Regions from separate parts of the Homo sapiens genome. Here region 1 is linked to region 2. A link is a loop called in an ENCODE intact Hi-C map of the cell type or tissue named here. Cell type or tissue: MCF 10A. All regions are shown on one strand.

The links. Hi-C counts contacts between places; a loop is a spot of excess contacts. Peaks named below come from ENCODE experiments on the same cell type or tissue, not always from the same donor. Only the 100,000 strongest peaks of a DNase experiment are listed, where the experiment ranks them.
Region 1: a loop joins it to region 2, with 5 times the contacts of the local background. A loop is called at or near these places in 2 of 110 quality-filtered maps.

Annotation. Positions count from the first base shown.
Region 1 is chr4:147,981,045-147,989,044 of GRCh38, reverse strand. The region is part of intron 18 of ARHGAP10 (Rho GTPase activating protein 10); the gene reads right to left. Among named protein-coding and RNA genes, the nearest start is that of MIR4799, 200 kb to the right of the region's middle. RefSeq lists an enhancer at 7,669-7,718. In MCF 10A, a CTCF peak has its summit at 4,870 (motif pointing left); a DNase peak (open chromatin) is centred at 4,844.
Region 2 is chr4:148,149,959-148,157,958 of GRCh38, reverse strand. It overlaps NR3C2 (nuclear receptor subfamily 3 group C member 2), which reads left to right. Exons shown (of 9, transcript NM_000901.5): 5 at 3,058-3,408; 6 at 5,346-5,490. Among named protein-coding and RNA genes, the nearest start is that of NR3C2, 290 kb to the left of the region's middle. In MCF 10A, a CTCF peak has its summit at 4,910; no DNase peak of the experiment used is centred here.

The sequences.
Region 1 (8,000 bases), 170 kb after region 2:
TCGACACTTAGGAAAATAGAGAAGAACCTACGTGATTATCGGGGCAGGTCCCCGATAAGGAGCATCCAAAACAATGGAAGGTGGGTATCTTACATTATTTAAGTAGAACGTCTTTTGGTATAGGCTCATACCTTCCATGGCCAAACTCAGGAATGATTATTTTAATAGGAGGTTTCCTTGGTGGCTGGCCCCAGGTGGGGAAAGGAACACAGCATCACTGACAGAATAAAGCATGAGTCTGAGGTGAGGGGCATCTTTACCTCCTCTCCTCTCAGTTCCTACACGGAAGTGTGGGGGAAAAGTCAACACTAAAAGGCCACAAAGGCTGACTCTGAAGAAATGTTCTAGACCCCATTTTTTTATGGATCATGTTGCAGCTCTTGGTTTCCCCAGGGTTCTAGGTTCCTAACCTGAGAAGTCCCCAAAATTCCTGAAAGTGTACACTTTTTGGTGTGTGTGTATATATAAACATTCAATTTTCTGGAAACAGAACCCAAAGCTCTCATCACATTTTTAAAGTGGGTCTTAATGTACTAAAGCTTCAGAGCTAGATAGAGGAAAAGGCTGTCAGATGGAGGAGGGAACTGTAAAATGCTACCTGACCAAAGGACCGGCAGGCCAGAGGACCAGCCAGGAGATGTGGAAGAATGCAAGGCACAGAATAGAGACTAAGATCTCAGAAAACATGATCTAGTAAATGAAATTAGTGGAAGTTCAGAGGAAAGCTACTTCTGGTTTAAACTGTGGGCTGAGAAAACTGAAAAATAAAGTTAAACAAGTTTTAGCCATAAAATTTTGGGAGTCAACCAATAGGCTCAGGTTTGAATGGCTTCAAAGAGCCAGTTTCTACCTAAAACTATGTTGACCAGACACACACGCTCCATCTGTTTTCCTAAGGACTGGGCCTAAGAAGCAGCCAGCCTCAGGGACAGGCAGGAGACACCTGCAGTAAGGGAAATAAAAACTACACTGAGTTAAACCAAACTCACTGAGTAAACTATGTATCTGTAACTTTATTGAACTGCAAGTGCCTCACACTCTGTATTTTCTCACACTGCTGGAGAGATGATTTGGTTGCAACCAAAACTTTGCCAAAGTGGCATAAGTAAAAGTGGATTTATTAAAAGGAATCAGCAGGAAGTAACAAGAGCTGGGACTCAAGACTGCCTTGGATTAGTAATGAGAGGCCATCAAGAGTCAAGGCAGCAAGTCTCCACTTCTCTCCCACTCCTCTTCTCCCTCCTGAGGAGCTGCCAGATTCTCTCCCCATCACTGCCTTTTCTCTGTTCTGCCTACACCTGACCCAGCACAGAGATGTCTTCAGCCCCAAAGCCCAGAGACAACCTCATAGTAACTGGCTCAGTCTCCCCAAATCCTAATTCTCAATTTCTAGCAGAGAGAATCTGTCTCAGCTCAGATCGCAGTCTGATAATTCATGTGCTTAGCTCTGTGTCAGCAGCAGACCCAGAGAAGACAGGCACCAAGCCTCACTAACACAGCAGGAGGGGTTCATGTCCACAGTGAGCAGTTCTCAGTGCTGCTGGGCTGTCGCCTGAAGGAAATACTTGTACCAAATGACTACAGGGCACTACAGACTGAGGAGGGACCCAGAAAAAGGTAAAAAGAGGAAGTGGCTATGCGTTCAGAGTCTAGAAAAATACCCTTCTCCCAATCCTGCCGATCTAGAAGGGGAAGGAAATCATTCCAGAAAAAATTTTTTAAAAACTTCTCTACAAGTATCCTAGTCTGATGTAAATGGCTATATGATTATAGAAGCTTCAACAGTATATGTATTAATGTATACTTTATCATTCTTAATTACAATGATTTTGCTGAAAGCATGTAGCTTATTCTCAATACATTTGTTTACAGTTTAGAAAAGTTAGTTTTTCATATATTATGTGATACTCCATGTTTATCTTTCCCCACTTAGTCTATCTGGTATAATTTTAGATTTCTGAAAATATATTTGAGACATCAAAATATTCTATTTTCAGTGATTCAGTTCAATCCGCAATAATCCCGTTATCTGCTGTTTCTGAGGATCAGTGTAGCCTATTAAACAGTCACAATGAAGACAAAAGGTTTTTACCTAAAGCCATTTCGAATGGAAGGAGCAGCAGCAGAGTCTAGGGCTTAAGAATCCACCTCCAAAGCCAGGCAGCCTGGGTCTGAATCCCCACTTACCAACTATGTGAATTTGGCAAAATTCTTCACCTAAACTTCAGTTTCCTCCGTTTGTAAAGCAGGGATGAAAGTAATGTCTACCTTTCAGAGTTGTTGAGCAGGATCTGAATCATGATGTACTTTACAGAATATGAGCACTTAGTAAATGTGAGACATACTCTTATTCTATATGAATTATATTGATGGTGATGAAGATGAGGAGGAAGATGGTAACCAGAGAGGCCTGACACTGTCTGAAGATCCTAGAGAGACTGTCTTGGCTGTGGGGTGTACGTCACCCTGGAGACAGCACACTAAAAGCAGTATGAGGAGAGGGTAGGTGACCAGGGGAGAGGAGTTTGCTTTCCTGTCATTACCCTCTAGCTGTAAAAATCAGTTAACCCCTTGATTTTCTCGAAAAGCAAACAAGTAATTGCAGTCATTTAATATTAAATGCATATATTTGTATATACTTCATCAGACAACAACAGTGGAAGAGCTAAGGGACAGGCTTTGGAAACAGAGTGGGCTCAAATCCCAGTTTGGCCATTTTTAGTTCTATAACCTCGAGCAAGTTGATGACCCTCCATGAGCTTCATGTGTCTCATTTGGAAATGGCAGTGAGAGGCATGGAGTAGCTCACTTCATCCCTGTAACCACTCCATCAGGGAGGTAGTTCCGTTTTTCTTATTTCATAGATGAGGAAACTGATAATGAGGTTAAACCGGTCACTTAAGTCCCTCAAAAGTCACATGACCTTTTTTCCCAAGATGGCAGATGAGAGGCTTTCCGCATACCTCAGCCACTTGCAAATAGCAAAATAGTGCATAAAGATAAACCCTGTGAGCTTTAATTCAAACAGGAAAACGGAAATCCACTTCAACAGCAAAGGACACCCCAGACTCCAGAGAGGAGAAGGTGGGCAAACAGCCTCCATGATGGCATCTGGCTGGTAAAAGTGAGTGAAGCCTCAATACATAAGAGGCAGAGGACCTCCCGCTGTCATTTCCCTTACTGCTAGGGATCCGCGCAACCCAGGCCGAGGGAGAGCACTTTGTTTCTCTTCAGCCTTGGAGCTAACTTGGGGAAAAGCTTACAGACGCTGAGACGGACACACTGAGAAAAGCTGCATGTATTTTCTCAGAACCAGGAATGACAAGGGGATGCCATTTTTAATCCAGGCTCAAACAAGGCAGTCATTCTTCAGCAATTTGGCAGTGTGGTCATGCAGACAATTTAGTCTTGGATCAAATATTGCAGCATTTGCTCTGCAGCAGGGGAAAGGCCTCCACAGCCAAAACTGAGCAACAAATATAGAAAGTAACCCAACAGTAGGTACTAGAATTGTGCTCTCCCCCATCACAGGTCCAAAAGTAAGAGGAGAGTCGCTGTAGCCATGGTTTATCTGGGCAATGAGGCGTGCAGACAGAGCCAGCTTGGTGGCCTGGAACTGGTTTGCATGTGTCCCTGCTGGGTGCCCAGCCTCCTCTCCTGAGGTTATGGTGCAGCAGGGCCTTCTACACTCCACCCCCAGGCAGATTTCCATGCATTCAGAGCACCTGCTCACCTGGATCAGTAGCCTGAGCCACCCATCTTTCCTGTGCAGAGACCGTGGTACAGTGAGGCCCTCTCTTCCCCACACCCAGGAGTATCTCCAGGCATTCAGAGCACCCACTTGCCTGGATCTGCAGCCAGAGCTACCCTTCCCTTCTTGTGCAGAGACTGTGGTGCAGCAGGGCCCTCTCTGCTCCATACCCAAGCAGATCTCCTGGCACCTGGAGGACCCACTCTCCTGGATGAGATTAGGCAGCTCCACTGCCTCATGCAGAGAACTTGAGACCAGGTGAGGTTCCCAGCTCCACACCTAGGCACATCTCTATGTGCCTAGTAGCCACCCATTGGACCACCCCTCAAAGCTGATGCTCGGACCTGCCATTGGGGGACCTGTAGGTGGGCCTGCCTGGTCTGGCCTGCCCATCTTGAAGCCCTCCTCCAGGTTGGAGCAGGGCGCTCAGACCACTGTGCACTCCACAGATTGGCCCTGAGGCAACAGAGAGTTTCCCCAGTAAACAAGGATCAAGTTTCTACTCAACTATATTGGCCACAGCTGGCTCTTAACCCAAAAGCCACTTCTTGGCCTGGACGTTGAATGGCACAACACAATAAGAAATCAGACATAAGCACACAGCACTCAGGAACGAGGTTAGTCTCCTGAGACCACTGCCCCCTGGTCCTACAGGAGGCAGTGAGCCTGCTCACAAGCCACCACAGAAATGCTATTTATAACCACAGAACTCAAACAGACACCTTGCCAGTGAAAACAGCCAGATCTGGAGACCCAACTCTTGGTGTGGTCCTCCCACAAGGGAGGTGGGAGCACAGCCTCCAAAGGCCACCGTGGGTCAAAGGAAACACGGGCATGGCATTAGCCGCTAAAGGTGGCACCACCACAGCCCTGGAACGAACATGGAGAGAGGGTCGTCTCATACTCCCTTCCCGCCTCCTCAATGTGCTGTGGCGGACTTGGCAGTGCGTCCTCCTGCTGGGGCCTGGAGAGTTTGGGCTGAAAGAAACTGCTTCCTGGGGCTTCTCCAGTGGCTCCAGCCGCTGAACGCGAATGTGTACTGGGGGAGGGCGCTTTTCATGCTTCTCTGTTGCCTCCCTCTGCCCATTCCCCAGGCAGCTATTACTCTTAAGCGCCATCTACTGGACTGCAGCTTAAACAACACCACCAAACAAAATTACACCCCTACAAGCAACAAAGGAGAAAGCCACTGTAGGAACCTCTCTGCAACCAAGGAACTCATAAACAGCCTTGGAACTCTGAAAATACCCAGAAACGTAGCCAAACAATCACACACAATATACACCACAGTAACAGCCCCAAGGACAAAAAGAATAAAAAAATCAAGAACTCTCATCCAAACAATAACAAAATCAAAAAAAAGAAAACATCAGTTCTTTCAAATGAGAAGAAACCAGCATAAGAACTCCAGCAGTAGAAAAAGCCAGACTGTTTTGTCACCTTCAAAGGATCCCACTAACTCCCCAGCAATGGATTCTAACCGGAATGAATGTCTGAAATGACATATAAAGAATCCAGGATATGGATAGCAAAGAAATGCAACAAGATCAAAGAGAAAATTGAAATCCAAGACAAGAAACAACACAAAAACGACTCAAGATTCAAAAGATGACATAGCTATGTTAAGAAGGAACAAAACAGAACTTCTAGAATTGAAAAATTCACTATAGGAATTTCAAAATACAGTTGGAAGTCTTAACGGCAGATGAGACCATGCAAAAGAAAGAATTTCAGAACTCAAAAATCAGTGCTTCAAATGAACCCAGACAAAAATTTGAAAAAAAAAAAAAGAATTTTAAAAAATGAACAGGCCGAGTGCAGTGGCTCACGCCTATAATCCCAGCACTTTGGGAGGAGGAGGCGGGCGGATCACGAGCTCAGGAGATGGAGACCATCCTGGCTAACACGGTGAAACCCTGTCTCTACTAAAAATACAAAAAATTAGCTGGGCGTGGTGGCGGGCGCCTGTAGTCCCAGCTACTCGGGAGGCTGAGGCAGGAGAATGGCGTGAACCCGGGAGGTGGAGGTTGCAGTGAGCCGAGATCGTGCCACTGTACTCCAGCCTGGGCGACAGAGTGAGACTCTGCTTCAAAAAAAAAAAAAAAACAAAGCAGCCAGGCACCATGGCTCATGCCTGTAGTCCCAGCACTTTGGGAGGCCAAGGCGGGTGGATCTTCTGAGCCCAAGAGTTCAAGACCAGGCTAGGCAACATGGTGAGACCCCCATCTCTACAAAAAATGCAAAAACTTAGCAGTGCATGGTCATGCACACCTGGAGTCCAGCTACTAGGAAGACTGAGGCGGAAGAATCACCTGAACCCAGAAAGTCGAGGCTGCAATGAGCTGTGATTATACCAGTGCACTCCAGCCTGGGCGAGAGTAAGACCCTGTCTCGAAAATTCAGGAAAAAAAAGAAAGTAAGTAAGTATTTGAGAAATACGAGATTATGTAAAACAACCAAATGTATACCTTATTGGCATTCCTGAGAGAAAAGAAGAGAAAATAAGCAGCTTGGAAAACATATTTGGGGATAAAATTCAGGAAAATTTCCCCAATCTTGCTTGAGAGGTTAAAATGCAGATATAAGAAATCCAGGCTAGGTGTGGTGGCTCACACCTGTAATCCCAACACTTTGGGACACCAAGGCAGGAGGACTGCTTGAGCCAAGGAGTTCGAGACCAGCCTGGGCAACATAGGGAGACCCCATCTCAACACAAAATACCAAAAAAAAAAAAAAAAAAAAAAAAAGATTTAGCTGGGTGTGATGGCACATGCCTGTAGTCCCAGCTACAGTCTTAGGAAGCTGACATGGGAGGGTTGTCTGAGCCTGGGAGGAGGTCAAGGCTGCAGTGAGCCGTGATTGCACCACTGCACTCCAGCCTGGGCAACAGAGTGAGACCCTGTCTCAAAAAGAAAAAAAAAAAAAAAAGAAAGAAAGAAAAGAAACCCAGGGAACTCCTGTGAGATACAAGACGACCGAGTCCAAGGCACATAGTCATCAGACTTTCCAAGATCAACGCAAAAGAAAAAATCTTAAAGGTAGCTACAGAAAAGGATCATGTTACCTATAAAAAGAAACCCATCAGAATGACAGCTGACTTCACAGAAGAAACTTTATAAACCAGAAGAGACAGGGGGCTGAGGCAAAAGGATCACTTGAGCCTGGGAAGTCAAAGCTGCAGTGACCCATACTCATACCACTGCACTTCCAGCACGGGTGATGGAGCAAAACCCTGTCTTTTGAAAAAAGACTAAAAATAAAAGACATAGGGTGGCAAATTGAATTTTAAAACCAAGATCCGTCCTTCTGCTGTTTGCAAGAGACCCATCTCACATATGATCACGCCCCTGGGCTCAAAGTAAAGGGATGGAGGAAAATCTACCACACAAATGGAATCGAAAAAGAGCAGAGGTCCCTACTCTTATACATATATCAGAAAATATAGACTTTAAACCAACAACAGTAAAAAAAAGGACAAGTAAGAGCATTACATAATGATAAAAGGTTAAATTCAACAAGAAGATTTAACTATTCTAAATGTATTTGCACCCAACACTGGCACACCCAGATTTATAAAACAATTACTTCTAGACCTAAGAGAATACTTTGACAGCCACATAATAATAGGAGGAGACTTCAACACTTCACTGATGGCATTAGACACATCACAGAGGCAGAAAATGAACAAAGAAATTCTGAACTTAAATTCAACACTTGACTAACCGGACCTAATAGGCATCTACAGAATACCCAACAACCACAGAATAGTCATTCTCCTCATCTGCACATGTAACATTCTCAAAGACTGAACACATGCTGAATCATAAAGCAAGTCTCAATATACTTTTTAAAAACTGAAATCATACCAAGCATCTTCTCAGACCACAATGGAATAAAAATAGAAATTAATACCAAGAGCAACTCTAAAAAACACACAAATACATGGAAACTAAACAACTTAACTCCTGAATGACTTTTGGGTAAACCACAAAATTAATGCAGAAATCAAAAACTTCTTTGAAACAAACAAAAGTAGACATAATATACCAAAATCTCTGAGACATGGCAAAAGCAATGTTAAGAGGAACGTTTACTGCACAAAACACCTACATCAAGTGGAAAGATCTCAAATTAACAACCTAACCTTGTACCTAAAGAAACCAGAAAAACAAGAACTAAACCCAAAGTTAGCAAAAGAAAAGAAATAACTAAAATCAGAGCAGAACTAAATGAAACCAAGACCCAAAAA
Region 2 (8,000 bases):
TTTTAAGCCTGGTTCCAATATTTAATATAGCTTTTGTTGTTTGATAGCTTATCTTTTATCTGAATTGTAAGATTTTCTGTGATGAACGTGATAAACATTAATGGCTATAATTATAAACACAAATTACTCTTATTTTTAAATCAAGTTAATTGGTGTAACATAGTCCTACTCTACGTTAAATTTGTGTCCTGTAAGTTCTCATGACTGTTAGGATTAAGTAGAAGGTGTCTGTTTGCTTCAAGAATTTTTAAATAAATTGAAATGTTACATTTGTAACGTAAGTAATTCTCACATACCTAAGCTCAGTTTGGTGCTTCTTAACTTTTTTTTTAATTGTTCTCTCATTCATCTGTCTTCCCAATTATATATCCATCTACCCATCTACCTCCCAACCTTCCCACCTCCCCCACTACCTCCATCATATTCGCATATGAAGTAATTTACCCTTCCTCTAAACTCTATTTCAGATACACAAGATGTGTGATCTTATATTTCTTAAACTTTCTGGTCTCTGTTTCCTTATTCTACGATGAGAATCATAATAGAATCTACTCATAAAATTATTAAATTAGTTAATTTATATAGAGCATTTAGAACAGTGCCTGGCATTAGTAAGCATTCAATAAATTTTAGCCATTTTTGGGGTTTTTTTAATTATACTTTAAGTTTTAGGGTACATGTGCACAATGTGCAGGTTAGTTACATATGTATACATGTGCCATGATGGTGTGCTGCACCCATTAACTCGTCATTTAGCATTAGGTATATCTCCTAATGCTATCCCTCCCCCCTCCCCCCACCCCACAACAGTCCCCAGAGTGTGATGTTCCCCTTCCTGTGTCCATGTGTTCTCATTGTTCAGTCCCCATCTATGAGTGAGAACCTGCGGTGTTTGGTTTTTTGTCCTTGTGATAGTTTACTGAGAATGATGATTTCCAATTTCATCCATGTCCCTGTAAAGGACATGAACTCATCCTTTTTTATGGCTGCATAGTATTCCATGGTGTATATGTGCCACATTTTCTTAATTCAGTCTATCATTGTTGGACATTTGGGTTGGTTCCAAGTCTTTGCTATTGTGAATAGTGCCGCAATAAACATACGTGTGCATGTGTCTTTATCACAGCGTGATTTATAGTCCTTTGGATATATACCCAGTAATGGGATGGCTGGGTCAAATGGTATTTCCAGTTCTAGATCCCTGAGGAAACGCCACACTGACTTCCACAATGGTTGAACTAGTTTACAGTCCCACCAACAGTGTAAAAGTGTTCCTATTTCTCCACATCCTCTCCAGCACCTGTTGTTTCCTGACTTTTTAATGATTGCCATTCTAACTGGTGTGAGATGGTGTCTCATTGTGGTTTTGATTTGCATTTCTCTGATGGCCAGTGATGATGAGCATTTTTTCTTGTGTCTTTTGGCTGCATAAATGTCTTCTTTTGAGAAGTGTCTGTTCATATCCTTTGCATAAATGTCTTCTTTTGAGAAGTGTCTGTTCATATCCTTTGCCCACTTTTTGATGGGGTTGTTTGTTTTTTTCTTGTAAATTTGTTTGAGTTCATTGTAGATTCTGGATATTAGCCCTTTGTCAGATGAGTAGGTTGCAAAAATTTTCTCCCATTTTGTAGGTTGCCTGTTCACTCTGATGGTAGTATCTTTTGCTGTGCAGAAGCTCTTCAGTTTAATTAGATCCCATTTGTCAATTTTGGCTTTTGTGGCCATTGCTTTTGGTGTTTTAGACATGAAGTCCTTGCCCATGCCTATGTCCTGAATGGTAATGCCTAGGTTTTCTTCTAGGGTTTTTATGGTTTTAGGTCTAACGTTTAAGTCTTTAATCAATCTTGAATTAATTTTTGTATAAGGTGTAAGGAAGGGATCCAGTTTCAGCTTTCTACATATGGCTAGCCAGTTTTCCCAGCACCAGTTATTAAATAGGGAATCCTTTCCCCATTGCTTGTTTTCCTCGGGTTTGTCAAAGATCAGATAGTTGTCGATATGTGGCGTTATTTCTGAGGGCTCTGTTCTGTTCCATTGATCTATATCTCTGTTTTGGTACCAGTACCATGCTGTTTTGGTTACTGTAGCCTTGTAGTATAGTTCGAAGTCAGGTAGTGTGATTCCTCCAGCTTTGTTCTTTTGGCTTAGGATTGACTTGGCGATGCAGGCTCTTTTTTGGTTCCATATGAACTTTAAAGTAGTTTTTTCCAATTCCGTGAAGAAAGTCATTGGTAGCTTGATGGGGATGGCATTGAATCTATAAATTACCTTGGGCAATATGGCCATTTTCACGATATTGATTCTTCCTACCCATGAGCATGGAATGTTCTTCCATTTGTTTGTATCCTCTTATTTCCTTGAGCAGTGGTTTGTAGTTCTCCTTGAAGAGGTCCTTCACATCCCTTGTAAGTTGGATTCCTAGGTATTTTATTCTCTTTGAAGTAATTGTGAATGGGAGTTCACTCATGATTTGGCTCTCTGTTTGTCTGTTATTGGTGTATAAGAATGCTTGTGATTTTTGCACATTGATTTTGTATCCTGAGACTTTGCTGAAGTTGCTTATCAGCTTAAAGAGATTTTGGGCTGAGACAGTGGGGTTTTCTAGATATACAATCATGTCGTCTGCAAACAGGGACAATTTGACTTCGTCTTTTCCTAATTGAATACCCTTACCGATCTCTACCTGCACTGCGGTGCAGTTGGTGGTACATTTCTTAAGTCCTCCCCCACTAGGCTGAACACTTGTTGAGGACCGGGTAAGGCTTGGTTATACTGAACATATTAGCTGGGTTCCTATGCAGCTTATACAGTCTCTTATAGGAGACAGGCAGTGAAGACTTGTAAAAATGAATGAAAGAAGGAAGGAGTTTGTTCTCTTAATACCAATAGTAAGTAATAATAATTGAGCTTTATATATTTTCTCTTAGTGGAATAAACGGTCATGTTCCTATTGACATAACAAGATCTATTTAGAGGAAAACTGTACTTTAACCAGTGTGAGTCAGCATATTTCAAACATAATTTTAATTTGGCCTTATCATTTATGGTTTCTTATAGCACGAAAGTCAAAGAAGTTGGGAAAGTTAAAAGGGATTCACGAGGAGCAGCCACAGCAGCAGCAGCCCCCACCCCCACCCCCACCCCCGCAAAGCCCAGAGGAAGGGACAACGTACATCGCTCCTGCAAAAGAACCCTCGGTCAACACAGCACTGGTTCCTCAGCTCTCCACAATCTCACGAGCGCTCACACCTTCCCCCGTTATGGTCCTTGAAAACATTGAACCTGAAATTGTATATGCAGGCTATGACAGCTCAAAACCAGATACAGCCGAAAATCTGCTCTCCACGCTCAACCGCTTAGCAGGCAAACAGATGATCCAAGTCGTGAAGTGGGCAAAGGTACTTCCAGGTAGGATTGCCTCTCCTTTCACAGGCTGCATCCTGAACTTAACAAGTCTGGGCAACTGACTTCGCCATCTCCAACCATGCAGGAGGAGTTTGCGTTCTATGAAATCCTGATATCAGATTTTTTAAATTGATAACAAATTGATCAAGTGTATAGGAAAAATATGGTTAATGTGCTCATTTCTTCCGAGAATGCAGGGTTAAGGATTTTATTGTTAAAATGACAGATACGGCTGGGCGCAGTGGCTCACGCCTGTAATCCCAGCACTTTGGGAGGCCAAGGCAGGTGGCTTACTGAGGCAGATGGATCACGAGGTCAGGAGTTCAAGACCAGCCTAGCCAAGATGGTGAAACCCCGTTTCTACTAAAAACACAAAAATTAGTCCTGCTTGGTGGCAGGTGCCTGTAATCCCAGCTACTCAGGAGGCTGAGGCAGGAGAATCGCTTGAACCTGGGCGGCAGAGGCTGCAGTGAGCCGAGATCCCACCACTATACTCCAGCCTGAGCAACAGAGTGAGACTCTGTCTCAAAAAAAAAAAAGAAATTAAAAATAAAAAAAATGACATACACTTCTTATGTTGATCAAAATGGAAAATTTCATCCAAAAATATTAATAAGGTAAAATACATTCTGTTCATGAAATCACAAGTTGAGCACATTATTAGCGGCTCATAACGAGGGTTAATCTAAGTGTAGACCAAGTAAGGCAAGGCCTAGCAAGTAAGTTGTAAGAGACCTGGAATGACTCTTCTGTCTAAAAAATAATCACCTGGCCCCCAGCACCCTTTAAATTGTCCCTGGAATTCCTATTTTAGTCATTTTTTTTTGTTTCATGGTATTTAATTAATAAGGCCCCTCTTAATCTACAGAAACATCACTTAGAAATTGCCATTACATTGTCCCAGTTCATTAATCTAAAGCAGTTTCTTAGATTACCTGTGGTCAGACAGCAGCTGTAAAAGTTGGGGAAAGCTCCACTGACTGATTCTTTGAAGAGGAGCTTGCCCAGTGAAACTCCACAGGCAGAAAAATAACATGATGCCCCTGGAGATGGGGGAGGTGATAAAAAACAAAAGAAGGCCTGGTGCAGTGGCCCATGCCTGTAATCCCAGACTTTGGGAGGCTGAGGCAAGCAGATCACTTGAGGTCAGGAATTTGAGACCAGCCTTGCCACCATCATGAAACCCTGTCTCTACTAAAAATACAAAATTTAGTTGGGCGTCCTGGCAGGCACCTGTAACCCCAGCTACTTGTGAGCCTGAGGCAGGAGAATCGCTTGAAACCTGGGATGCAGTGAGCCAATATCATGTCACTGAACTCCAGCCTGGGCGACAGAATGAGAATCCATCTTAAAAAATAAATAAATAAAATAAAGAACAAAAGAAGAGCTTGAGTCTGTCAGGCAGGGAGGACAGGTGCCAGGGAAACATGTTCTACCATAGAACTTTATCAAAGTCTGGTATTAACCTGGACCATAGGAGGCACCACATGCTCATTTTTTAAGCACCACAAACTCATGAACAATGAAATCTCCCACCATTATTGCAGATACACAGGGTTTGACAGTTATTAAATTACCCTTTATTTTAGTGTTATTAATTGTGGGTGGGACGAAGCAAGTTTTACAGGTTAATACAAATTCTCTCAATCTAACCAAGGGTTTTAGGCTGTCATCCACACTGAAACTTGCTGAACTTTGCAATTTTAGTTTGCCCTGGCAGTTTACCCTCATCTAGAATTTAGGATGAATTTAAAGTGAAATGTGGAACAGGACTGGGCCAGTGGTGGGCACTCTGTAAATGACTGTTGAATTGATTTGAGTCTGTCAGAAAAGAGAAAAGTGAAAGAAAGGTGGCTGTTTGGGGTTGACTTAAGAAGCATCTTCCTGGAATGTACTTAAATGCTAAGTGTATTTCTGTGATTAATTGTTTTGTTCTTCAGGATTTAAAAACTTGCCTCTTGAGGACCAAATTACCCTAATCCAGTATTCTTGGATGTGTCTATCATCATTTGCCTTGAGCTGGAGATCGTACAAACATACGAACAGCCAATTTCTCTATTTTGCACCAGACCTAGTCTTTAATGAGTAAGTACCTATTAATTAGCCTTCATAAAATAAACTGCAGAGTTATGCGTTATGATTTCTTTCAGTAATTTCTAAACAGATGTACGTTGGTGAAAGAATCTACTGAAACTGGCATTTTTTAACGTTAAAAATTTACAGATCTCTGGGAACTTAAAAAATTACTCTTTGCAACATTATACTGTATGCTTCTGAGTGTATATAAATCAGTATATATAAATTCCACATAATAATATGTGGGATATATCCCAAAAGAAAGATGATCCAGTTGGCTCTGAAAATTGACTGGTACAAAGCCACAATTAATAGAAAACAGTCTCTTTTGGTATCGACTCCAATTGGGAAGACAATCTAATTTCTAGGAAATGTGAATATATAAAGTGCCAGCTTTTACGAGCTCATATAATGGTTCTTTTGTTAACAGTATACAGCTGCTCAATGTGTTTTCATGACAATCGTAATTACCCTTCTTTGCCATCATAAAAGAAGCCAAACTGTTATTCTGTAGCAAAACATTTTTAGTTTTATGATGCATTTTAAAAGACTGAAAGAATCGTAATCAGTTTTTCTTTGGCCACAAATTCCTTCCTATTTTAAGTTTACATTTTAATACTGTTTGCATTCCTCATTAGCACATTTTATTTATGTTTGTATCTAGCAGTGCTTCTTTGTAATTGTTGGGTCAAGAAATACTTAAAAGGGAATATTTGAATTATGATAGTAACTACAGCCATATTCTGACAGATGGCTCTCTCTGGCAATAGGAAAACAGGGGTTTCAGTAGGGGAGGAGGCAGATGAGAAATAGGTTGGTGATGAAAGCAAGAAAAGTAATGCAAAAGATGAAAAGTATAGACAGATAGTGCCAACACACCTCAGTAGTACCAGTAGTAATTTACCTAAGAGTACCAGTTCGCCCACATGTGATGTACTGCAAAGACAATTTTATTCCAAACATAAATTAGAAACATCAGTTGTTGGTTCTCGAGGTGGCCTGCTTTTGGCAATTTATCAAAAAGAGTAATTCTAGTACTGCATCAGTGTTCACCAAAAGCATGAAGTAAGGCCAAACAACTGACTTGCACAATTTAATTAACTTGTATTCCTCAATAATCAATTGATATTATTGAATAGTAAGCCCGTTTTAAAATATGTTCTATAAACCAGAAGAAAACACATATTAAAGAGGGTTCTTGTTTTAAAAGGACGTGAGTAAATAAGAATCTCTATTAATGCCCTCAGCGTTTGATTTTAACAGAACATTAAAACAACCCATTTAATCTTATTAATACATCTATTAATTTTTGTCATAAAATGTGTATAACATAAAATTTTTCATTTTTAAGCATACAACTCAGTAGCATTAATTACATTCACATTGTTGTGCCACCATCACCACTATCCACATCCAATACTTTTCATCATCCCAAACAAACTCTAAACCCATTCAACAATCACTCCCCTTTATCCCCTCCCCTAAGCCTCTGGTAACCTCTAGTCTATGAATTTACCTATTCTATATATTTAATATAAGTGGAATCATATAATATTTGTCCTTTTGTGCCTGGCTCATTTTGCTTAGCCTAATGTTTTCAATGTTCATCCATATTTAGTATGTATCAGAATTCCATTCCTTTTTATGGCAGAATAACATTCCATCATAGATATATCAAGTCAGTCCTCATTAGTGGATTCTGTAGTTGCATATTTGCTTACTGACTGCATTTATTTGTAATCTCAAAGTCAATACTCACAGGATATTCATGGTCATTTACAGACAAATGCAGAGTAACAAAGAATTTGAGTTGCCAAGAGAGCACATTGCAGCTGAGCTCACACAAGGGACCACTCCGCCATCTTGTTTCAGCTCTCATGCTATAAACTGTCATCCTTTTCACAGTCTATTTATTGCCACATGTTTTGCATTTTTATGCCTTTTGGTGATTTCACCGTTTAAGATGGCTGGCCCCTAGACGTAGTGCTGAAGTGCTAGCTAGTGTTCTTTAGCTCAAGAAAGCTATGATGCGCCTCACAGAGAAAATAGGTGTGTCAGATAATCATTACTGAAGCATGAGTTATGGTTCTGCTGGCTATAGTTCAATGTTAACAAACTAGGAATATATGTTAAGTAAGATGTCTTTAAACAGAAATACACACGAAACAAAATTAGGTATAGATCAGTTGATGAAATGTAACCAGAGGTTGTAAGGACCATTACCCCAAACTTCCCCTAGGAGGAATAGTTGAATATTTGCTAATTCAGTGTTTGCTGTGACTTTATAGAACATGACTACAGCAAATATTTTATCCAATCATCCGTTAATGGGCAGTTTGGTTGTTTCCACCTTTGACTATTATGAATAACGTTGCACTGAATATGGGTATATAAATATATCTTTGAGATGCTGCTTTCAGTTCTTTCAGTACCTAGAATTGGAATCCCTAGGCATATGGTGCCTCTGTGTTTAACTTTTTAAGGAGACACCACACTCTTTCCACAGCAGTTGCACCATT